Linked DNA regions of Mus musculus: all the other regions are linked to region 2. The links are chromatin loops, found by intact Hi-C in ENCODE. Cell type or tissue: left cerebral cortex. All regions are shown on one strand. Each heading gives the region's core, and the rest is flanking DNA. Links, peaks and the distances in the headings are about the cores only. Region 1 has its middle 54 kb from the start of Gm25420. Region 2 holds the start of Zfp804a (zinc finger protein 804A). Region 3 has its middle 19 kb from the start of Zc3h15. Region 4 has its middle 310 kb from the start of Zc3h15.

The links. Peaks named below come from ENCODE experiments on the same cell type or tissue, not always from the same donor. Only the 100,000 strongest peaks of a DNase experiment are listed, where the experiment ranks them.
Region 1: a loop joins it to region 2, with 5 times the contacts of the local background. A loop is called at or near these places in 7 of 42 quality-filtered maps.
Region 3: a loop joins it to region 2, with 4 times the contacts of the local background. A loop is called at or near these places in 2 of 42 quality-filtered maps.
Region 4: a loop joins it to region 2, with 5 times the contacts of the local background. A loop is called at or near these places in 12 of 42 quality-filtered maps.

Annotation. Positions count from the first base shown.
Region 1 is chr2:80,758,666-80,764,750 of GRCm38, forward strand. No RefSeq gene overlaps it. Among named protein-coding and RNA genes, the nearest start is that of Gm25420, 54 kb to the left of the region's middle. In left cerebral cortex, for the core only: a CTCF peak has its summit at 3,725 (motif pointing right); a DNase peak (open chromatin) is centred at 3,714.
Region 2 is chr2:82,049,040-82,055,124 of GRCm38, forward strand. Zfp804a (zinc finger protein 804A) reads left to right here and starts at 4,619. Exons shown (of 4, transcript NM_175513.3): 1 at 4,619-4,862. The coding sequence starts at 4,752. In left cerebral cortex, for the core only: CTCF peaks have their summits at 2,788 and 4,154; DNase peaks (open chromatin) are centred at 1,966, 2,805, 3,339, 3,763 and 3 more places; H3K4me3 peaks cover 2,573 bases; H3K27ac peaks cover 2,338 bases.
Region 3 is chr2:83,622,467-83,628,551 of GRCm38, forward strand. No RefSeq gene overlaps it. Among named protein-coding and RNA genes, the nearest start is that of Zc3h15, 19 kb to the right of the region's middle. In left cerebral cortex, for the core only: CTCF peaks have their summits at 1,798 (motif pointing left), 2,954 (motif pointing right), 3,153 and 3,503; DNase peaks (open chromatin) are centred at 566, 1,739, 2,962 and 3,337; H3K4me3 peaks cover 232 bases.
Region 4 is chr2:83,329,957-83,336,041 of GRCm38, forward strand. No RefSeq gene overlaps it. Among named protein-coding and RNA genes, the nearest start is that of Zc3h15, 310 kb to the right of the region's middle. In left cerebral cortex, for the core only: a CTCF peak has its summit at 3,038 (motif pointing left); DNase peaks (open chromatin) are centred at 2,434 and 3,012.

The DNA of each region.
Region 1 (6,085 bases), core at 662-5,661, 1.3 Mb before region 2:
CTATTTATTTCCTTGTCATATAATCTCAATGGCAGCAGCTCCAGGTGCCACAAGCTGAGAATCAGGTGAAACGTCTATAAAAATACATGCAGAAATCCCCAATGGCATCTATTCTAATAAAAATAGTGGATACCTAATTACCCATTTTCGTTTAGGAAATAAAGCCATCGGCAGAGACATTGCTCTGCTATTCAACCTGACTATAGGTTATTTTCAGTGTAAAAAAAAAAAAAGCTAGGTGTTTTATTGCTAGCTAATGCAAGGATCTGCCTCCACTGTTCTTCAGCGTGTTGTTTTTAATCACATTAAACTTTACCGCACAGCACTCACATGTACTTAATTATTCCCTCAAGATCCCCCTCCTCTGAGACTGACCACATATACAAAACATTGGTAAAATGCAGTGACGACATGCTCACTGGTCTGAAGGTATAGCCCAGAGGTAGTATGCTTGTCGAGTGCTTAGTATTCATGAAGCCCTGGGTTCCATCCTCAGCACTGTAGAAACTGCAGGGTTAAACAGGGTTAAACTTCCTGTAGTTCATAAAGAACTTGCTCTATATTCATTTTACTAGAAAGTCAGTTCTCAATGTAGACCTTTCTATGCAAAGGTCTGGAAATTGAAGAGGAAACGTGTGCTTTTTCTTTATCTGAAAACCTTGCCCAACCTGTCCTTTGCCAGGTAGTGAACTCCTTTCTATCTGGCTAGTAAGAGGTGAGTTCAATTTACCCCACATCTGGTGTTTTTCTCACTCTCTGAAGGATGCCACCGTGGCCCCTGTGCTTAATGTGTCTACACTATCCTCACCACCCTGTATTATAGTAACATTTGCATTTCTTCCTGTTAGATAGTAAGTTCTTTTTTTTCCCCCATTGGATATTTTCTTTATTTACATTTCAAATGTTATCCCCTTTCCCAGTCTCCCTCCCCACTCTGAAGCCTCCTTCCCATCTCCTCTCCCCCTGCTTCATTGAGGGTGCTCCTACACCCACCCACTCCCACTTGCCCACTCTGGCATTCCCCTACACTGGGGCATCAAGCCTTCACAGGAACTCTCCTCCCACTGATGCCTGACAAGGCCATCCTCTGCTACATATGTGGCTAGAGCCATAGGTCCCTCTATATGTACTCTTTGGTTGGTGGTTTAGTCCCTGGGGGGCTCTGGGGGTATTGATTGGATCATATTGTTGTTCTTCCTATGGGGTTGCAAACCCCTTCAGCTCCTTCAGTCCTTTATCTAACTCCTCCATTGGGGACCCTGAGCTCAGTCCGATGGTTGGCTGTGAGCATCTGCCTCTGTATTTGTCAGGCTCTGGCAGAGGCTCTCAGGAGACAGCTATCTCAGGTTCCTGTCAGTAAGCACTTGTTGGCATCCACAATAGTGTCTGGGTTTGGTGACTGTTTATGGGATGGATCCCCAGGTAGGGCAGTCTTTGGATGGCTTTTCCTTCAGTCTCTGCTCCACACTTTGTCTCTGGATCTCCTCCCCTGATAGTAAGCTCCTTGAAGGCAGCTATCACTAATAATCATCAGGTTGTTAGATTTAATTATATGTTTAGCAATTGCTGAGGTAATAGGGAAATTTCAAGTAAATGCAAAAAGAATTTTAAGTGGAGAGATAATATCAGTATTTAGTTTTGGTTTGGGGGTAATAATTAATGTTCTTGATAATAATCATTGACAAGAACATTTGTCCTCCTGTTAGGTAGGTCATTAAGCACTAGAAAGATTAGAGATGACAGAGTTGGACCCCTTTCTCATAACCAATAGCTTGAAAAACCAAGGACCAGAATTATAAAACTCTAGTCATTGGGTTATTGCTTAGAGAAACAGGACTTGGATCTGGGAGAAGATGGGACATCCTGAACTTCCCAGAATGCCATTCATGGGTAACTTTCTGAACCTGGTTCCAGGATCACTGTCTCCTCTGGTTCTATGTCCCTGTAGTCACCTGGGCAGGGAAACACCAACAAGGACGTAGTCTTGTTTGGAAGCTTTGACTTACTGTGAAATCTGTCTAAGTTGCAAATTGTCACAATGGTCTTTATGGCCACTGGTCATGCATCTGATGAGAGTGTTGTACACTGTGATTGTCCCTTTGGACATTATCTTGTCCCTTGATGATGACCTGGTTTCTTCTGCAGTACGCTATGCATTTTCTCTGAATTCTTTTGACAACATTTACCGGGACTAGGGGGCCAGTGGAGGTCAGAAGACGGGCCTGGTCATACCTTACTGTCACTTCCCCTTGGAGGACTGCATATAATACTTTACACTCAACTCAAAACTTGGGCTCCTTCGGAAGATAAGTTGATTTTCTTTTTTGCATCTAAATACAAGTTACTTTTGTACTTCACACTAGAATAGAAAAATGATACATTTTACAGCATGAAAAATATGCTAGGAAAGAAAAAGATCTTAGAGATAAGCCACAACTCGACACCGAACCAAAGCCTCCCAGGAAGCTATTACTCTGTGGAGAGTAATGTGCTCTCAGTGCTGAACGCGGCACTTGGGCAGCTCAGCAGCCTCATAAACAACAAAGCTCAAGTTTGAATCACTCATGTGAACTTGTAATTGAATTTTTCACAACGTGATTTAGTGCACTAAGTAGAGATAAAGGTAACACTGTTTCAAATATAACAGCTACTGAAACATTAGTAGAGTATGAGCATTAATACTGTCTTCCCTCAGGAGTTGTGAGAGCAAAATTCCTCATCCATCCAACTTAGCAGTGAGACGAATAGTAAGACACCAAGCTTAGGAGGAGAGGACAGGCAGGGGCCTGCAGGACAGTGCTCTTCATGTTAGACGGTAAACGAAAGGAGACTGCTGAAGGCTTTAGCGTGTGTCTCACGAGTGAGAGAGTGCTAGGCTGAAGCCTAGGAAAAACAGCTGGGAACTCCAACTTTCCAGTAAGGTTGAGCAAGCCACTAATTTTAAATTTGGGCCTTTGCTCTCCTCTCCTCTCCTCTCCTCTCCTCTCCTCTCCTCTCCTCTCCTCTCCTCTCCTCTCCTCTCCTCTCCTCTCCTCTCCTCTCCTCTCCTCTCCTCTCCTCCTCTCTCCTCTCCCCTCCCCTCCCCTACTCTTCTTCCCTCCCTCCCCCCTCTCTCTTTCTTTTTCTTTCGTCCCTTCCAAGACAGTTTCTGTGTAATATCCCTGGCTGTCTTAGAACTCACTTTGTAGACCAGGCTGGCCTTGAATTTACAAAGACCTGCCTACCTCTTCCTCTTGAGTGCTGGAATTAAAGGTCTGGTCTACCATTCCTGACTTGGACATTTCCCTTTTGGTTATAGTGTATTTGAAAACACTACATGGACCTCAACACCATACATTTACAAAGGCATGTTTAAATTGGAGACCATAATGCTATAAGGTTACATAGTCTGTTTATGGAAACCACATCTAGATTTTTCAGTGTCTAAGCACAGTATTTGTCATTGCCCTGCACAAGCACACAGGTTTCCTTCACTGCTTGCTCTCCACATGCCAGAGAAACTCTTGGTGAGTCTGAGACTCTTGATGCTTTCTTGGGTCTTCAAAGGTGGTGGGGGCAGGGTGTGCAGTGACATTTCATTAGTGCGTGTTAGGTGCCTTTTCTCCACTTGCTACTATCCCACCCCTCTTTGCTTCTTTTTTCTCTTTCAACCTTCAGCAATCCTCAATTCAATTCTTACTTAATTCCTTTGAGCTTCAACTTAGAATGTTTCCAAATGCAGCCAGCAGATGGAGCAATTTACCTTATTTATACGTTCATCCCAACTAAAACAGCATTAGATTATCCAATCTCTTCTCTTTCCCCCTCTATATAATATGTGTATAAATATATATTGCAAATATAAATAGAACTAATATATATACATTTAAGTGTATTTTTCAATGCTTTCATACATCTGGAAACAATATGTTACATCACCCCCCCCCGTTTTTTATTTATTTATTTGTAGAAAAGTGGTGTTATTTGCCAAGAGCTTACTTCAAAATTGTGTTTTATTGGCTTTATAGACCCAAAAAGAAAGAAAGTCTTAGTTCTTTTGCATTCAGCTTCTATGCAATTCATAACCACACAGCTTGCTCTGCCGAGTTGCAGAACTCAAAAAAATGCTTACCTATAATTTTGAGATCCTATAACAACAAATTTGAAAATTCTGACTTGGGCAATGTACTCCAACGGAGCCTTCAAGTTGAAGTTTATTTATGGAGCCATTTCAGCTATTAGACGATCCACCTGAGCTCCTGTCAATAGAGGATGGTTTCCTGGAGGAGATAACTAATAACTTTATAGAATTTGAAATGTAATAGAATATTATTGTCCCCTGGAGGTCACACTTGCCAACCAAAGGGTAATAACTTTTATTACGAGCCCAAATAGTCTATAAATGTTTCATTAAAGCCTTAAAACGCACAGTTATTAATTTTCCACCCCTTTTTTGATTTCTGGCTGTCACACTGAGATGGCTGAAGTCTTTCAAGAAACCTGGAGGAAATGTGATCGGTCTCAATTTATCATCTGTAATATTTCCTGCCGGGATTATCTGAATACATGTGGATTTTAGTAAGAATCATCTCAGGAAATTTCATTATGATCTTAAATGCTAGGCTCAGCATCCAAGTTCTGCCTAATCACTCCCTCTTCCAACGTGTTCCAACTGTAGCTTAACCAGCTTTAAAAGGCAGCAGGTGAAGTGAGGAGGGAAGACATTCCATTTTCTGGCTGTCTCAGTCGATTCAAAAGCGTTTATGAAGCATCTGTCTGTGCAGGGCTCTGGCATGGTGCTGAGCTGATTGAGCTGAGAAAGACATAGACCATGTCCTTGAGGCAGAGACGCTGCCCATCATCAACTCTAGGGAGACGTTTTCTTATTTCTTCACTGTGGGCAAAGTTGCCATCAAGCAGGTTTGAACAGGTAGGAAAAGGCCCAATCCTTCCTATCACAGAAAACAGATAAAAACTTCACCTTCTTAGACTGCAGGGAAATACAGTTCAAATTCCTGGGAAATCAGGATTATGAAATACGTAAAAAAAACCAAAAAACAAAATATAGTTTTGACTTTCAAGTTAACATTGTAACTAAGGAAATATTGCAAAATCGAAGTCCCTTCAGGGCTCAATTTAATGGGTTAGAGAAGAGAATTTGAAAAGGTAATAAACCAGATTCTCACACAAAAGCTGCTTGGCTTTCGCATCTGAATAACAGTGAGCACAGTTTCTCTTCCTGACCTAAACAGGGGAGCCTTGATGCCCTTTTTATCTTAGCATAATGACCTATGCATAATAACATATGTGTAGGTCATATGTTATTAACATATGCACTATATGTTCATATAATAATATATAATATTATGATATAACAATGACATACTATATGTACTACAGGTCAATAACACATACAAAAGTCATAAAGACAGTTTCTGTAGGACACACACATCTTAAGGACTTGTTATAAGAAGGCTCTTTTGTTATAAGAATCCAGAACCCACTCAGATGGCTCAAGAAACAAGGGAGTTACTTTAAAAAGAGAGGGAACTAGATAGATATCAAATATAGGGACAATATTGTCAGAATCTGGCTTTGTCTTCTTATATAAGTGTGGTGTTGCATTCTGCCTCTCTGCTGGGGATGCCTGACTGCTGCCAAAACACTGGCCAGAGAAGGCAGGGCAAAGTCTGGAGCAGGGAGTCCACAGCAGTCCACAGGTTTCCCTTCAGGTGTGAGAACGCTGCTGCATGACAGACCGGAAGGAGAAGGTAGGGTTTGGGATGGATGCTATGGTTCCAAGGTCTCCCTCTCAGGGTGCCAGGATGCTGTCAGTGCATCAGCCTTGAGAGCAACTGAGGAATGAGGGGTCCATGGTTCAGGTTTTTCCTCAGGGTATCAGACTGCTCAGCAGGCTGGAAGGGGAAAACATAGCCCTGGACTGGCAGGATCTGGTCTGATTGGGAGTTGGTGCCAAGTGCAAGAGGTGGGAGAAGCAAGAAGGCCTTCTTCAGGAGTCTTAGTGTTGAGCTCCTTTAGGTGAAAGCCTTCCCCATGAAGCAGCTCTCTGAGATGATCTTAGCTTGTTTCTATTTCTTTATTGTGG
Region 2 (6,085 bases), core at 501-5,500:
CAACAGGCAAAATATCCAATTTACAATCTTAATTTACTACAACAGATGATGCTGCCTTGCTGAAGTTGCTTAAACATGATTCTGTTTATGACTGTTTGTCAAAACTGGTCTCAAAGTGTCGGAAGTGCATGGTTCCTTGCATGGTCTGAGGTGATAGCATCATTATATGTTTCCAATATAGATGTACAACACCTTTGATAAGGATGCCATGATATAATTTGGCCTTACATTAGAACAAATAAATCATCAATCTGTGGAATTATGTGATTCTTCCTTATTGCATCAACATAATGAAATCAATAATATTTGACATCAGCATAATTCCAAATATGTGTAACTGTAGAACTCAAACAGAGGAAGCACTTAGTTACATGTTATCTAGTCAGATGGTTATACATTTCATCCAAAATGTTCTGAGAATCTATTACAGACACTCATGACAGATGCATTTTATTTGTTTGTTTGTTTGTTTGTTTGTTTGTTTTTTTCAAGGATAACCAGCAGGAAAAATAAAAACTCAGCTAAGAGAATGTACATAAAGCGAGGTGACTGGGATACAGAACTTGACCTAATTTGGGGGGGTCATTCAACTGAGTTCTGTAAAGTTGTTTACAAGAGTAAAAATAGAGTTGTTTAATAGAGTAGAAATGCCTAGTGATTTCTATGACAGTAACTGGAGGTTGTAACATATAGCATCCATTAACTTCACAGACTGGATTTACCCACTTGAAATCAACTGTGCTGGTTGAATCAAGGTAAGGAATCAGGACCAAGGCATCCAGCCATTGGTCTTCTCTTTATCTGAGATCTTGTTCTTTTATATTATTAGGGTAACACCTCTGTCCTGAAGACCAGGATAGGCTAGATGCACATGTAGAGCAATGCTCAGGGCATAGCTGCCGCCTGATGTCCGGATCTGATCTGAGTTTAGGAAAGAGTGGTGATACCAAGCACAAAGTGCAGGAAGTTTTATTTATTTATGTTTTAAATGCAATTTTAGAAGAGGAAAAACTGAACTAGATGAAACAAAAGTAAATTACGTATCTTATACTAATGCATATTTTATATTTAAAAATTTAATTGTTCTTTTCAGCCAGAGTTGGGAATTGAGCACAAGTGATATATAACTAATCCATAAAATATTTTAAACAGTTTGTGATTAAGATATATTGAGTATGCATATTATAATAAGCAGTTATATATTTAAGTCATATAAGAGTGCTGTAGAAAAAAATTATATTTTAAAATGAGAATGGCTCTCTAAAACAACACATGCCAATAGTTACTCAAAGTGTTACAATACCAGGATAGTTTTTAAGTAATAGAAATAGACCACATAGCTTTAAGTTATTATTGCAAAACCAGTGGCCATTCTCTAGATGAGTAAAAGCCTTACATTAAATACTTGATTAAAATATTAATAAAATCACCATTACCCAGTGTTTGCTTCTTAGTATTGGAAACATGTTTTCCACAATAATGTGGTTTTCTTAAAAATTTGTTATATTGTTGTAATGGTGAACAGCCTGCTGGCCACAGTGACTATTAAGTATGGTTACTACTTTCATTTTAATGACTATTTTGGCTATGAACACTAACTTGTTCAAACTATAGGCATAGAAACGTGGTAATTGCACTGAGTTAGTATTTGTGTATAAAGAAACAATATAGCTATATTCCATACACTTATTTGACATTCTTTTATAACTGCATTCTTCATGAATTGGTGGTAAATCGATGCTGTTATATGTATTAAAAAATAAGGTTTCCTGTGACCAATGCCCCACTCCTTTATATCAAGGATGTAAAAGTTGAAAATATTCTGACAGGAGAATGATTCTTGCTAGAAATTGCTGAGGGTTTTCACTGGAGTATATTTTTATAGTATGCCTGTGTGTAGGCATACACTGAGAACTCACATGCAGCCTCTATTTCTTGTCACATAAATCTTTAGATGCTTTTGCTGTCTAGATAACTTCCTAAGCCTCAACCAAGTGATGCAGAAATTAGATTAACTTGGAGTTGCAGTCACTCAGCATTATCTGAGATTTTGTGAACAAACTGAAAAATATTGACAGCATAACTATTTAGGTAAGTATGTACATATGGCTGTATATGTATATGTGTGTGCATGGTATATAAATACACGTGTCTATATTACCATACTATACACATATGCATGTACAGGTGAACATATAATGAACATGTGCATGCTTCCTCTAAAAGAACAATATGACATTTGACACAACTGCTGTCCAGTGTTCCCTGGAACAATTCAGGTAGCTGTTTCTCATTTTCTGAACTAAACATTGAGCTCTAGGCTACAAAGATATGACCATCACAACAGAAGTATTCTGTGTAAAAATTATTTGCAAACTAGCCTAGCTTACGTTATTTTGAGTTATGTACTTACAAAAATTAAATACATATGGCTCAATCTTTTATGGGTGTCTCTTTACTTTCCTAAGATATATCTTTGCTCTGCTTCATGGAACTCAGTACATTTTCCTCTCTAATAATGTTTTGAAAACTTCAAATATATAGTTGAGTCTTCAGTCCTTCTCAAGTGATGCCTGCAGAGAAAGCCTACATGCTCTGGTAAACAAACAAACAAATAATAAACAATTCTCAAGTGAAGAGAGTCAGAAATTCCTTTAACTTCCAATATTGACTATTTTTCCAGCGTAATTGTGTTCATTCTGAGTTCTACATATTTCTGGGTGACCTCCTCCCCACAGCACACAAGTTTTCTGAGTTTCTACTTCTCTTTCTCCCAAGACTTCCAGACTCCCCCAAGTGGATATCAGAGAAATTTTGTCTGCTTCTTCTAAAATAACCGACACTTCATAATGAGGTTTAATCAATACGCATCAAGTATTTTCTAATTGAAGCATGATACATGGAAAATTTCTTTTTATATAAATCTAACACTCCCCCGCTATACCCTATAATTTATAATTCACTCACATGACTGCCACCTCTTTTAGCAAGACTCCCCCATTCTATCTTCTTTGAAGAAGTGAAATCAAACTGTCAGACTCATTTAAGTACCATATTATGGGTTATGGGGAAGAGGCTGTCATTGTTACCTAAAATTCTATATATAGGGCACACATACTCGACCGTATTTTAGTCTTGGCCCACGGATAAACAAGATAAACACAGCTTGTATCGGACTGCAGTTTTCTCTGTCATAGGGGGCATCAGAATGTCTGGAATCTGCTTTAACCAATTAAGCCTTTCAAAGCAAAAGGGAAATAAAGCCTTCAGTAAATCCATTGAAGGCACCATGTCCCAGACTCCCATGCCTGGTATCGATCTTTTTAAGTGCCGACTAATGAGTCCTATGGTAGTAGCAGATCTATGGTGTGTGTATCTGTGGTGCTCCCACTCCACCACCTCAAAGGAGCTAAACTTACACAGGTCAGTGGATCACCTGGGAAGGGGTAGGGTAGAAGCAGTCCTTGCTGATGGCTGCCTTGACCCTTTAAAATCCAACCGGAATCTCTGCTGAAGACCGCAGACCGGATTCCCTACTTTCTGTGACAAGCGCAGGAGTTTGTGTGCAGCTTTTCCTTTCAGGTCGCTTCTAGGGCGAAGGCTTCTGTTTTTGTTCAGCACCTCTCTGGCATGGGAGCTCCTGGCAGCGGCTTCTTTTGCCGCAAAGCATCCTTTTCCTCTCAGCTTTGGCAATTTAGGAAGAACTGATGCTCCCAGGGGAGGTGGATGAGGGGAGAGCGCCAGGAATGGGAGCACATCCATCAGGAGTCCCTGCTTCTCCCTTCTCCCTACTTCCACTCTCGTCGCCACAAATCCCCTCCCCCAAGCTCTTAGCACATAGCATTTGTGATATGTGTAACTGGGGGGCGCGGGGGTGCGGGGTATTCCATACAAAAGATGCATCAAAGCGCAGACTCCCCTAAGCCAAACCCAGAGGCACCTGGCACCTGCCCCGATTCGCTGCAATTGGAAGCGGATGGCTTGGGTACTAAATTATTAATTTATTTATTTCCCCTGCTCCCCCGCCCGCACTCCAACCCGCAGAGCAGAAGCTGCGGTCGCGTTGCTCCCCAACCCCCCAACCTCCGCCCGCACCTCGCAGGAGTCTCGCACTTGTAACCGGCCGTCGCCTCCCGGCCCCTGGCGGTCGCGACGCACTCCCACTCGTGGCCAGGCTGGCGCGGCCGTGGGTCCCGGCGGCGGGGGAGGCGGGGGGGAGGTGGCGGGTGACAGATGTACTCCTCTGACAGCTCTCAGTATCAGCCCAGTGGCTCCCTGCCATTGGCTCAGTGCGATGGACCAGCAACGCCGCGCACTATAATAACACTCATGCCTGCCAGCGGCAGCGACTGCGAGTGCGGGCGCCCGGCGCGGGGGATGCTGCGACCGCTGCCTCTGCCGCGCGGGCGGCTCCCGCTGCCCGGCTGCGCCCTACCGCGCGGGCTCTGACCGCTCCCGCCCGGTCCCGCCCGGCCCGGCCCCCCTTGTGGCTGCATCCTCCCCAGGGGCTCCACGTCCCGGTTCCTATCTCCAGGCGAGCACTGCGCCGGAGCCTAGGCGAGCGCGGCCGGCATGCGGAGGCGGCAGGGCGCGCACCGCAGCCGGGCATAAGGAACCCGCGTGCCCGCCGCCAGCGCACAGCCGGCCGCTCGCCCTGCCGCGATCCCCAGCCCACCCTCCCGGCCCCGGCTGCGGCTGAGGGTGCGGGTGCGTGGAAGCGGCGGCTGCGGAGGAGAGGCGGCGGCTGCCCCATGGAGTGTTACTACATTGTCATCAGCTCCACGCATCTCAGCAACGGACACTTTCGCAACATCAAGGGAGTTTTCCGGGGCCCTCTCAGCAAGAACGGGAACAAAACTCTGGTAATTCATTCTCTCTCTCTCTCTCTCTCTCTCTCTCTCTCTCTCTCTCTCTCTCTCTCTCTCTCTCTTTCTATTTGTCTCTCATCTAATAGGGCATATCCGGAGGGATGAGTTGACGGATGGATTTGGGAGCTTTAGTGATGTTTGGTTTGCAAGGAATTCATTTATTTCATTTATTTATCTGATGGGCGTGGGATGAGAATCGGGTATAGAAAAGGGAAGGAATCTTAGGAAAGCTCTGCCTAAATGTTTTCCTGAGACTTCATGAAGCTCTCTGTCCACCACACTCCACAGTGCTGAAGATTATAAACCTCTTCTTTCAACAGGACCTCCTAAAAATAGAAAGGATCACTAACCCCAAGTGATCCTGTGACATCTTTCCGTTTAGGCAGCTTAAAGGTGAATGGAGGTGTGGGTGTCTGATGGAGCAGCGAGCCATGTGGCTGGTGGCTTAGGGGAAGTGGCTGGATTGGGTGAGGGTCTCCGAATGAGTTTGTTTCTTGGCTCTTGGCTCTTCGCTGAAGGACTGACAGGAAACTTCTCTTGAGAAGTTTTCTGTGTGAAGCTAAGCAGAATATTCCCATCTGCCCACTACTTGCAGCTTGTCACACTTTAGAGTTTGGGGATATGGGTGGAAGGTGATCACTGTGTCACAAGTACAGACAGTAGGAAGCATGTTAGAAAACAAAACCCACACAGCTATTCTCACTGACAAGCACAGCTTGTCCTTCAGCACCCAGCAGGAAAAGCGCTCTTGATTAGTGGAAGATGTGCTGAGCATAGAGAGAGCACGGAGTAGCTTCTACTTTCCACCCAATTCCCATCATCCACAAAGGCTCATCACATCATACGCAAAGCCTCCCTACAGAACCAACTCTCATGAGCAAGGGTGTCAGGAGAAGTAACCACTTCTCCAAAGGCAGAAAGCAGCAGCGTGGAGTTCTCTTAGTATGTGCACTGAGAGTCCAGCCCAAATCAGGTGGTAAAAGTGGAAGACTTTCTGAAGTCTGTGCCCACTGGCAGACTTTGCTCTAGATTTCTCCTAGTATTTATCTGAAAAAGATAGGTAGAGTAAGTCAAGGACACACGTAGCTCAAAGCGAATATAGTTTTCAAAGCCCCAGATTCTTTATATGTTTAAAAGTATATACGCATTAATAAATAATTCCCTATTTTTTTGAGGATGAAAAGTTCTCATTTGAAGATTTAAGTGGATTGAGACAC
Region 3 (6,085 bases), core at 457-5,456, 1.6 Mb after region 2:
AAAAAACTTCTCTAATTGTGAATTGAACACTCTCTAGAGGAAAAAATAATAATAACCCTGTGTTTTCTAAGTAATGTGATGTTTACACACAATAAATAGAGTCAAGTGTGACAAAGGGAATTTCAAGGGTCCAGTCCCTGCTTGTTTAGGCACTTATACAGTCATTCTGGCAAACACCAAGCTAGGTGCTAATTTGAAAGCTTTGTGGAGATATAATTAATGCTACAAAACAGTCACCCTTAAAATAGCATGTCCTCGGGGTACCCATAGCATGATTGTGCAAATCAGTAATCCCTTTAAAGAAGTTGCACTCTTTCCGGCAAAAATAAATAAATAAATTCAAATCACGGGAAGGACTCGAGGGGAAGGGGAGTCGCCCTGGACGACTTTCAGTGCAGACGGAGCTATGTGGCTTCACAGAGAACAAAACAATCCCTGGGTGACTGTAAGGAGATGGGGGCCTCACTCTGAGGTCAGGCAAGATGTAATCATTCCACAACCACCTGAGCTTCCGGGCAGGACATACCCAAACTGACACCATGTGAGCCCAGGAGCTCACACCGCTGATGAGTCAGGGCCAGAACTCTGACTAGACAGACGCCCGGGATTTAGAAGCTGTGTTCCCGAGAGTTGGTCCACCCCGCACCACAGAACTAGCACACTGAGAAAATGATCTTTGTATTTGAATTTTAGTCATTTAATGAAGCCAAGCTTCCTGGATTATGTGCTATAATGTATTATGTGACTGCTTTAGTCAGATGTCTATAGCTATAACGAAAGAGGAGAAGGAAGAGGAGGAGGAGGAGGAGGAGGAGGAGGAGGAGGAGGAGGAGGAGGAGGAGGAGGAGGACCGGAGATAAAGAGGTTGGGTGTAGACAGGCTGATTCTATCTCACTCTTTCAGAGCTTTCCATCCAAGCTCGTTTGTCCTCATCACTCTTGTGCCTGGGGGAGCAAAGACAGATCAAAGCTGCTCACCTCCTAAGGTGCCAGGATACTGAAGGAGAGAGGGGAGATGGGGAGCGGGGCCTGGGTCCCTATATTCTCTTCTTCAGAGCACACCACAAACAAACTAATTTACTTCCACTAGGTCCCACGCCATACAGGTTTCACCACTGTCCAGTACTGTCACAGGCTGAGTATCAAACCCGCAACAAGCAACCTTTGCCCCGATAACAAACAATGCTTTCAAACAAGGCAGAGTAGCTTTCCTTAATGACTTCCCTTGCGCTGGAGTATCCCATAGCAAGATAGTTTACACAAATGAGTATAGTAAAGAATTAAGTATCCCCCACAGAAACAAAGGTTTGACAGACTTTGGCATTCTTTTCTGGAATTATACAGAGTCTCTCTATGGGTTAATTTTAATTATGAGTCTAACATACAAAACAAAAACAAAATCATGGTATTCAGAAAAATCTCGCTATTAATTTTGGCATTCTTTCCAAATGGTGATATTAATGTCTTACATGCTTCTTTTGACTGCTAAAATATTAATTAATCTTGAAATTTTTTCTTTAGTCATACTGTTTAATAGTCAAATCTGAGTTAATAGTCTGCTGGAAACATTGGTCTGGAGGCCGGGAAAATGAGGCTGGGAAGCCATCTACTCTGTTTACCTGGTAAAAGACTCTGAGCAATCTCGTTAGCGTACTTACACAAAATATCCACATTTAGCATTTTATCAGTTTTTGCTCTCTCTCAGTGATTGCTTCAGTGCTGTTATTAAAATAAAGAAGCCACTTTTGGAGAATTACTGTGATAAACTGCCAGCCTAACGTTTATCCTACAAAGGGTGTTTACTGCCATCTCTTGGACTGTGTAAGCATTTTGCTCTCAAAAAAAAAAAGAAGAAGAAGAAGAAGAACAAACCAATCAGGCTACCATTTATGGCTCAAATTTCTTTACAAAATAAAACTTGTAAACAGTTGAAAGGCAAAAAATGTATTACTGCCATGTACTTAACTTCACCAGAAATTTGTTTTATAACATGTTGATATGTACCTGTATTCTCTTGGATATGGTTTTTAGGAAGAAAGAAAGAAAGAAAGAAAGAAAGAAAGAAAGAAAGAAAGAAAGAAAGAAAGAATTAATTCTGGAGACTGAAAGCCAGAACCAATGTGTCTATTACCCTAATTTTAAAATTACAGCATTTCCACCTCCACCTCCTGCTTCTCCTCCCCCCTCCAGCCGGCACCTGCCACTGCTTTCCCTGGGATACAAGGTAAAATTCCAAGGCTGAGGCAGCCATTCTGACCATGGTTGACAATACTAATGCTTAAGAAATAATTATAGTTCCTGCCTAAAATCTGGGTTACTTTTACCCTACAAACACCATGACATGAAAACTAATATGACAGATGAAGACATGGCTCAGCAGTTAAGAGCACGTACTTCTCCTAGGAGACCTGAGTTCAGCTCTTAGCACCCACATCAGAGTTAGGGGGCTCACAGCCACTTGTAACTCCATCGGACACTTTCTTCTGACACTTGAAAATACACACACACACACACACACACACACACACACACACGAGTTTTACCTTAAAATTAATGTAACAGAGAACTTAGTCATTGGAGTAAAACTGTGGTCCAAGTAAAGTATACTCATTTTATGAAGTTAGTGATAGAAATTATTTCTATTATGATTCAGTATTTTCTCACCTACACATAATTCCATAGTGTTTAAAAATTAATGAATATACTTGAGCTTAGTCTCTCTATGTACACATATGCATGTGTAGTTTTATATGTATAGTTTATGTGCATAGTTCTATTAGAAGATATGTAAAGAAAGAGAGGACAAAGATAAATCTAAGTATTAAAATTAAAGCAGTTTCTCTCACTAAAAAGGACTTCTCTAACATTCTGCAAACACCACATGAAAATTCTGAATTCTGCTTCTCAAAAGTACTGGTAGGTGTGGCTAAGAACAAGCGCCACAGTCTCACCACTGGGGGGCGCTGTGTCACACCGGTACACATCTCTGCCAGAAATTAGCTGCTTACAGCAAAGTGCACGTTTGCAAAAGAAAAATTTTGCCACTTTGAAGAACTTTATATTTCTATTTTTAGTGATCTATTAGAACTTTCAGGAAAGTAACAAAAACACCATTTAATTGCTTCTGGGGTTGTGACATTCCCTAAGTATTTGAAATGATCCAACTTTAAAGCAATTGCGATTGCATTACTCAGTCCTGAGGATGCACAGGAGCAGAAATTATCTGCTCGCTCAGCAGGCAGAGCATCTCAAATTAAATTTGTAGAGAACATAAAACTGATGAGTGTGATGTGCACGTGAGAGTCTGAACTTCCTGAAGTAGTAAAATCCATACTGCTTGACTTCTTAATTGTGCAAGCAAAAAAAGTAGTGTTGAAATGCACAGAAAAGAGAACGTTCTTGTCACTGGGAGAGAACTGTGTGGTGTGGCTGGCATTGTGACACCTGGTGGTTGAGCACACAAGTGACATCCTCCAGCTTCCAGAGCACATGAGTTGTAGCTGCCCTATGTGGAGATAAACTTCAAAATACTAGCATGAAAACACATAATACCTCCCTGATCACGCTCCATACTGACTGTGTGTTGTGATGGTGTCGTTGAAGATATAAGTGTTAAGATACATTCATTCCATTTCTATATATTTTTCCTATGTAGCAAATGAAAAGTTTAAAGTTTCCCCTAAGAGTCACATTCAGGGTTTGCTTTACATTTGCATAGTATGGTACTGTAATAGCATCTAAGGCTTAAGCAGTATATATGCAAAGTTTCTCAGCTCATTGCTGAACACAGGGAAAACATTCATAGTTTTATTATATTTCGTGGGGGAGGGGCACATGAGTAGCAGTCAGAGGACAACTTTCAGTAGTCAGTTCTCTTCTTCCAACATGTAGGTGTCAGACATTGAATTGCAAGGCACTGGACTTACCACTACTTCCCCACTGAGCCATTTTGCTGGCCCCAGATTTTTTGGATGACTCTAAGTGAACCATTGCCTTTGTAGGATTTCCCTATGTATTCAAACAACTGTGAATAAATATCATTCGCTTCACTTAGGTCATATTAGATGGAAAGAATGAAGAGACTGATAGACACAATTTAGTTATCTAAAAAAATTGACTTGAGTTCATTAAAAGGAACCGTGCTGGATGGAGCTGGACTTGACTAAATAAGTTAGGGATTTTGTTTGTTTGTTTGTTTGTTTGTTTGTTGTTACTGGTTTTTCGAGACAGGGTTTCTTTGTATAGCCCTGGCAGTCCTGGAACTCACTTTGTAGACCAGGCTGGCCTCGAACTCAGATATCTACCTGTCTGCCTCCTTAGTGCTGTGATTAAAGGCATGTGCCATCACGCCCGGCAACTAAATAAGTTTTAAAGGACACCCAAGGAAACAACAGACACTCTTCTATCGGCCTAAAGAAATTATCATCTGGCAGAGAACGCCACATGGCCAAGAGAAACGGGCAGTCCTAAAGTTCTGGGACCCTCTGTCCTTCAACTCTAAGAAACTAAACCCAGCAACACAAACAAACAAACAGACCCAGTGAGCCTGAAAAGGGACTCGTCCTCGCGTGGGGCTGCGGCCCTGCACAGTCATTTCTTTCCTGTAAGAGCTGAGTAAGATCCAGCCAAGCTCCGGCCAGCCGAAACTGGTCCTCACACACTGAGCAATTTGTGCTCTTTCTAACTATAATACTCATTTGGATAATTTGTTACAGAGTAGACACATAATATGCTATGCCTTTCCGTTGATTTATTTTACTTTACTATTTGTATGAGAATCTTACTAACATTAATTGGAATTTGATTTTCTCTGTTCATCTAAGACACATTCATCCTAGGAAGTCAGATTCCTCAATTAAACAAAAAAACAACAACAACAAAAAACACTATTAATGCACTACTCTCCTGTCACTCTATTCTAACACGGACCTTTTCATAACATACACAGTGGAAGCAAATAAGCACAAGGCAATTATATAAAGCTACGTATAAACCTCTCAATAGAGCTGTAATTATAATGGGCCAAGCGTAACACTTCAAATTTTAAAGCTATGGTGCAGCCTCTTCTTCATCCGGACTAAAGTTCTTAAAGCCTCAACAGACTTAAAGTCGCTTCCTCCTAAATGTCAAAACGGAACAGAATGAGTGGGGGGGAGGGGGGAGGATTAGCACTGAACTCAAGACCCTATGTCTGATAAGCGTGCTCACTGTCACTGAGCTACACCCTCAGCGCATGGATAAATCATAAGTGACAAATCCTTACCACAGTATGGAAAGCAGGTCAGTTTTGTGAATTGCCTCCACTAATTTCACCATCCAGTGAGAAAAGCTATGGATTTGTCTGCTCAAAAAGCTCTGGAATGCACAGGATTGAGAGAACATAGGCAAACGCCGAAAGCAAACGCCAAAAGCCAGCCCTGTATTTTTCGCTTGACTACCTCCTTGAAATTGGATTTGAGTTACTCCGAAATTTCTCTTACACGCTTACATTCATGAGTAGTTGTAACACAGGTAGTCACTGTGCTGGCCGGTCTTAGGTCAGCTTGACACACAAATTAGAATTATTTGAAAGGAAGGACCCTCACTTGAGAAAATGCCTCCATTAGATCTGCTTGTAAGGCATTTCCTCACTCAGTGGGGGCGGGCCCAGCCCATTGTGGGCGGTGCCATCCCTGGGCTGGTGGTCTAGGACTATATAAGAAAGCAGGCTGAGCAAGCTATGGGGAGCAAGCCAGTAAGCAGCACCCCCTCCTGAGCCTCAGCATCACCTCCTGCCTCCAGGTTCCTGCCCTGATTGAGTTTCTGTCCTGACTTCCTTCAGTGATGGACAACGCTGCGGAATTGTACACTGAATGAATCCTTCCCTCCTTCTTTCTTTGGTCATGGTGTTTCCTCACAGCAATAGTGACCCTAACTAAGACAGTTCCCTCACTCTTTTTATGTCCTTATTTTTATTTTATGTACCTGGTGGCTCGTATGAGACTATCTCCTAAGGTCTCATGTGTTTAGTACTTGGTCCCCCATTGGTGGTGAGGTTTGAAGATTAGGAGGTGTTTTCTTGCTGGAGGAAGTAGTCTCTGCAGGTG
Region 4 (6,085 bases), core at 455-5,454, 1.3 Mb after region 2:
TCTTCTGCCCTGAATGACTATAGATTTGATTGAATCATTATATAGCTTTATGTGCTTTCCTTCAGCTCGTTAGTTACATTCTCATGGATCTATGGAGAGATGATCGTAGGATGTGGCTTGTATCCCCAACTAGACCAAAAGCTCTCTAAGGGATGAAAATCCTTTTTAGCAAATATTATTCACTATGAGAGCAGAAGAAGGAATCATCAAAATTATATACTGTATAAACCTTCAAGGAAGAACTAAAACGCAGCACATTAGACTATGACTGTTCTGGTACTATATCCCTCTTTAAGTTATTTAACCTGATAGTAAGGTGATCAGTAAATACTTGTTCATTGGTATATTTATTCAAATATACTAGCCCATCACCATGTAAATTTTATAAGAACTAAGACATCCTGACTTGGTATTTTTTCTGGCATACATAATCAAAACAAAACATTATATAAACTAAAACACAGGCTTAACTAACTACAGATAGTTGTCCTATCACCTGGAAATCTCTATTTATTTCTCAGTACAAAATCTTCTGCGTCCTTTTGACCTTGGGTTAATAAATAATTCATCACCTCTAATCTCTAGAAATCTCAAAAGATTCTAGAGTTGTGTTGGAATCAATAACCCATAAAAATTGGCACAGATATTTACCTTAGCGTGTCTCTCATCTCTTTCACACTAAAAATCCTGTCTAGAAGTATATCTGAGAGCCACTTGTTTTGAAGTCTGCATTAAACTGTTCTGACATCTACTGTTGTGTTAGGTCCCAAGTTAGACACTGCATTCATACACAGGGCAGTAAATTTTGTAATTTTCCATGGCCAAATACCCACCATAATCCCAGCCTGTCAAATGGACTCTATCAGTCACAAAGCCAGAAAAGAAAAGAAGACAAATCCTTTCCCATCTCAAAAATGAGATCATTTTAAATGAAATAAGCCAGTCTCAAACCGGTATTGCATCTTTCTCTCATATGTGGAATTTTTTAAAAAGACATAGAAATCAAAGGTAATTTTATGGGGATTAAGAAGAGGAAGTAGTGAAAGCAGAACATGTGTGGGTGATGGAGGGGACTGACAACTAAAGTGTTGTATATACGTGTATGAAAATCCATAATGAAATCATCACGTGATGTGTTTCGTGCAATTAATATACATTAACATGCATGCATAGTTTTTAAAAGCAAGATCACAATTTGAAGGCATGTAACATCTTAACTAACAATTGCCTTTTATTTTTTCAACGAAAATGAATTAGAGGTTGACGTAAGATGAAATGACCTCAGTTTCTTGTGAGCATCCGAAGCGACAAGAAGAAGAACTACCATCAGTGCCTGGATCCGTCCATTCTGTGCCAGTGGTCAGGTAAGAGAGCAGAGTAAAACTCAGCTTGCACCTCATTCCCAGCAGGAAAATTTAACAATAAACTTTACAACAGAGTGGCAATAAAAATAGTTAATGGCATAGCGACACATTTGAGACACAATATAAGACAAGGTGGTTAGATCTGCAGGGGCTAGAAACATAGCTCAGCAGCTAAGAGCCCCTGCTGCTCTTACAAAGGACAAAGGTTAGAGTCGCAGCACACATGTGGAATACACTACTGTCTGTAACTCCAGTTTCAGGGAATCTGATGCCCTCCTCTGTCCTCTTCAGGCACCAGGACCCATGTAGAGCACAGATATACATGCAGACAAACATCAATACACATAATTTTTAAAAATTTAAAGCAGGTCTATAGTCTATAATGCCTAACTTCCTGAATGCCAACATGACCTCTCTTTAGCATAGTAATTTTGAATTAACTTGCCAACCCTGTGTTTTAGTATCCTTAAATGAAAATAGGAATAATAAAAGCCATTTCACAGATTTGTTAGAAAGAAACAATCCATACTTTAAAAAAAAAAGTTCATAATGAGACAGCACATGGTAAACATAAGCTAAATATGAATTTCCCATATAATTATGTTTTAATTTTCCAAAAAGAGTTGGTGGTTGATTTTACTGAGTCAGAAAACAGAATGCTTTTTTTTTTTTAATTTAGGTGCATAAGTAAAACATGCTAGACCACCACAAGTCATTCTCTTTCAACATATAAATACATGTACTAGGGAAGATGTCAATGTAAGAATAGATAAACAGTAAGGCAAAACTAGAAGAAGTTTACATAAAAAACAAGTTACCCAGCTGGAAAATTTTCTGATGTTGCCTAATTGCCTTGCCTTTGATAGCCTGCCTGTCAATCCAGCCAGTGACCTGAATCAAGTCCAGCTGTTCTGACCACAAGTACCTCCCCACGCAACGCTTTCTGTCTCCTGTGATTTGAAATCATGCCTACTTCCTCCCCTCAGTGTTTGTTCCTCAAATAAACATGCCAAGAAAGATTCTTCAACCATGAACATGTTTCTCCACCAACTGTGGTTGCTTGCCTACACACATACACACACACACAAAGACTTTGCAAGACTGGAGCAAACTTTAATGATAACATCTCACAGAACACAAACAGCAGCATCTTCATAATAAAACAAGTTGTACGGATTCTATTTCTGACATCCACTCATCTTAAATTAAAATGTGTATGTTGGCAGCCTGTTCCCTATGCTTTAAATGAGCTGTTACTTTAATCACAGGCATTGGCAAAACAGTCTGGGTTTTCTTAATTGATAGCGAGTAAAGCTAAATGTGATAGACATCCTCTTTTATAGAAGCAAAACATATATTGTGTGGTTATTAATTTCTGGTTGATGCCATATACAATTATTAATCAAAGCAGAATTTTTCTACGAATGTGGGATTTTTTATTTCTGTTTTTTGAATAAAAAGCTGTGGGCGTGTGATTGGCATGCCCGTCCTGTGAATGTAGTAATTTGTCAGAGCCTGTCAACTTGGAGACAAGGCCCTCACCCTGTGTTTTCTTTCACTGAACTCCAGAGGAAGTTTAGCAAGATTAGGAGAGACAGACACACGGGAGAGATATAGAAGTTCCTGGTAGGCTCTCTTGGTACATTCTGTACACGAGAGTGACATCTTCTGGTAGATTGGAATACTGAGTTTTGGACTTGACACTCCAAACCACTCTTCCTGCTTATCTGAAGATGCTTCAGGAAGTATTCCCAAATTCATGAAATATCATCTTTGACTATATAATATGAAGATCCACCACTGAAAAGCTTTCGTGTGAAACATAATAGAAAAAGCATAATTTTCAAAACAGAAAAATTAACAGGCTTTAAACCTGACTCAATTAACAAGTCATTTCTTACCTATCTACTTATAAAATATCACTTTCTTAAATAGTCAGTGGCTATGGAAAAACATAATAAAAACAGACATTCAACAGGAAGACACTTTTGGGTTATGTCAAATGAGGTGGAAGAGACTTGTAATTTCTGAGTGAGTTAAGGGTCTAACACCAACAGCCCCCTCTAACTTTTTCTGTAGAGCTGACCTCACCTATATAGGTTGCCATGGCAACCTGAGGATACCCTATAGGTTAACCCTAGATATTGAATGCACCTATGCATCCTTCCTTCTCTTATACCCAAAGGCAATCCTAAGTAGTACTAGGTGGGGATGCTTTGAGTGGTTTGATCCTCAGAGAAAGAATTTCAATCTTTTCTGTGAAGACTGAGCCAAGCATTGGGCAGCTAAATATAAACTGTTTGTGCATGGACCTGTTTCCCAAGACAACAGAGAATGGGTAACACCAGTGTTTCCACAATAGATTATTTTTTATTTCTCTCCATAGAAAAGATAAAATATTTCCCAAATAGTCATTATATATCAGTTAACTTTAATCAACACCAAAATTCTAATAAAGTATGAATTGTGGGTAATTTCATATCAGCAGTAGCTTTTAACAAATAAGTGGGGAGAAACTGGAGTAATACGTTGCGTTAGTCACATACAATGAGACAATGAACACTGTAAGCTCTGATCATACATGGCAGGGAGCAGTTAATATTAAAACGATGAAAAACATGGAGCTCATGATGATTTAAAGTGGTTCTAATAACAATTATCCATGCAAGTTTATTGTTAGGATTATACTAATTATATTTACCACATCATCTAGAGCAGCTAGAAACTTGCTTGGCAAAACCAGCTCTTTGCAATCATCTGCCGGGAAGTGTGTAGTGGGTAGTTTTAATGTCAGAAAATGCATTAAAGAATATTTGTACAGTCCTCTCTGGATTTATGGTTCTGGATTTGCAGATGAGACCTGGGCAGAGAGATATGGATACTAGATGATCTTTTTAATTCCACCCTTTTACTTGTATGTGTGTCCATGTGCAACATGCATATGTGTCATGGTCAGAGGATAACTTGGAAGTTGGTTCTCTCCTTCTATGGGTTCCAGTGATTCATCTCAGACAGTCAGGTTTTGTATCAATAACCTGTCATGTTGCACTGTCTTGCCAGACCTGTGATTATCTTTTAAAAGGTGGATGGTAAATTAGTAATAAAAATGTCTGCAGATTTCTGAGTTCAAGGCCAGCCTGGTCTACAGAGTGAGTTCCAGGAAGCCAGGGATACACAGAGAAACCCTGTCTTGGGAAAAAAAAAATCTGTTAAAGTCAGAATTACATAAGGATTTATTTCTTAATTTATAAAAATGACTTCCAAATGTGATAAAGTTGAGCAGTTCATTGATTTCCTTACAAAATTACCAGTAACAGTATATGGTACTGTTTTCAGCTTTGTTAATTAGATTATTCTCTAACCTTTAAAACATTATGTGAAGAGTAGATCTTTATTTCATTTCTAATGCATTCTCTTCTAAACAAGCTTCAGAAAGAAATGTACCAATCCTAAGGTGTGTTTCAAAAAGAAACATGTGTATTTTCTTTAGGTATACAATAATAAAATAAGCAAATTATAAAAGTATGGACTATTTTCTTAGTGGACAATAAAAGCTCTTTATATTCCACATCAGAAATACAAAATCTGTCACCAAAAAAAAAAAAAAAAAAACTTCAGATGCAATGCACATGGCTTATTAGAGATTTTGTTTTTAAAAATAGTAAATGAAATGCTAATATTGATCTATCATTTGTATAGTTTATAAGAGTCAGAACAGATCGATGAAAGCTACAGCATGCATTCAATACCACCATCTTTCTAAACAATTCTATTAACTAAAGCAACTTTTATATAATCTAATGCCAAGAAAGCTAAAAGGAATCAGTTTGCATGATGACCAAGAACACCATTCTCAGACAGGGTCAATAATTATTTTATTTTCAGGTTCTATTCATAATTACTATGTTTCTGCAACTTACATTTCATCTTATGGTGAAGCCTGAATCTGAGCAAAGGAGGCTAACATAAAAATAGGAGTGTTGCATCAGGCACTCCCTAACCGAGAATGTTCTTTTCTGTGTGCTTTCATACAGATTGGTCATATCTAGTATAAAATTTTAATTTTCCTCCTATACTGCAATACCCCTGACTACACACCTCCTTGGCAACTGTTAGGAATGAGCTACTGCAGGGTGAAAAATATACAGTGGCAAGCATCTGGGCTATCTATGCTTGTGAGTATATTTGTTAGTGACCAGTACAAAAAAAATAAATAAATAAAAAATAAAAAAGAAAGTTTTGTACAAGGAAAATGGCTACCCAAAGCAAAATGAGAAAATGCACGGAACAAGAGCATAGCAAAACAAACATTGAAAGCTGCACTGTCTGGCATACTGCAGTTGGCTGCAGTTCCTGAGAGAGGAAAACTTGACTCCTGGTTTACAGCTGGAGGATAAGTTGTGTTTGTCAGATACACAAAACTCAATGTAAAGTCAGCACACCATGTCAGATACAAGGCAAGCTGCCTTTCTGCTTTTATCACATAAGCTCTATCCCGTTTTCTTCTTTTCTTTTTAGCTGCATTAGGAAATACAGATGCAAACTGTTTTTATTAATATTTGTAATGCAATCTTCCTTTTTGTTAATAATGTCTAGCTTACACATTTAATCCCTGACAGCATTTCCTCTAAGATGCTGCTCACCATGGCTCCTTTCGTATCTTAATGTCTAGTCCTTGAGTTTTCTATCTTGATCCTACACCTGCTGCTCAGAGTCAGTCT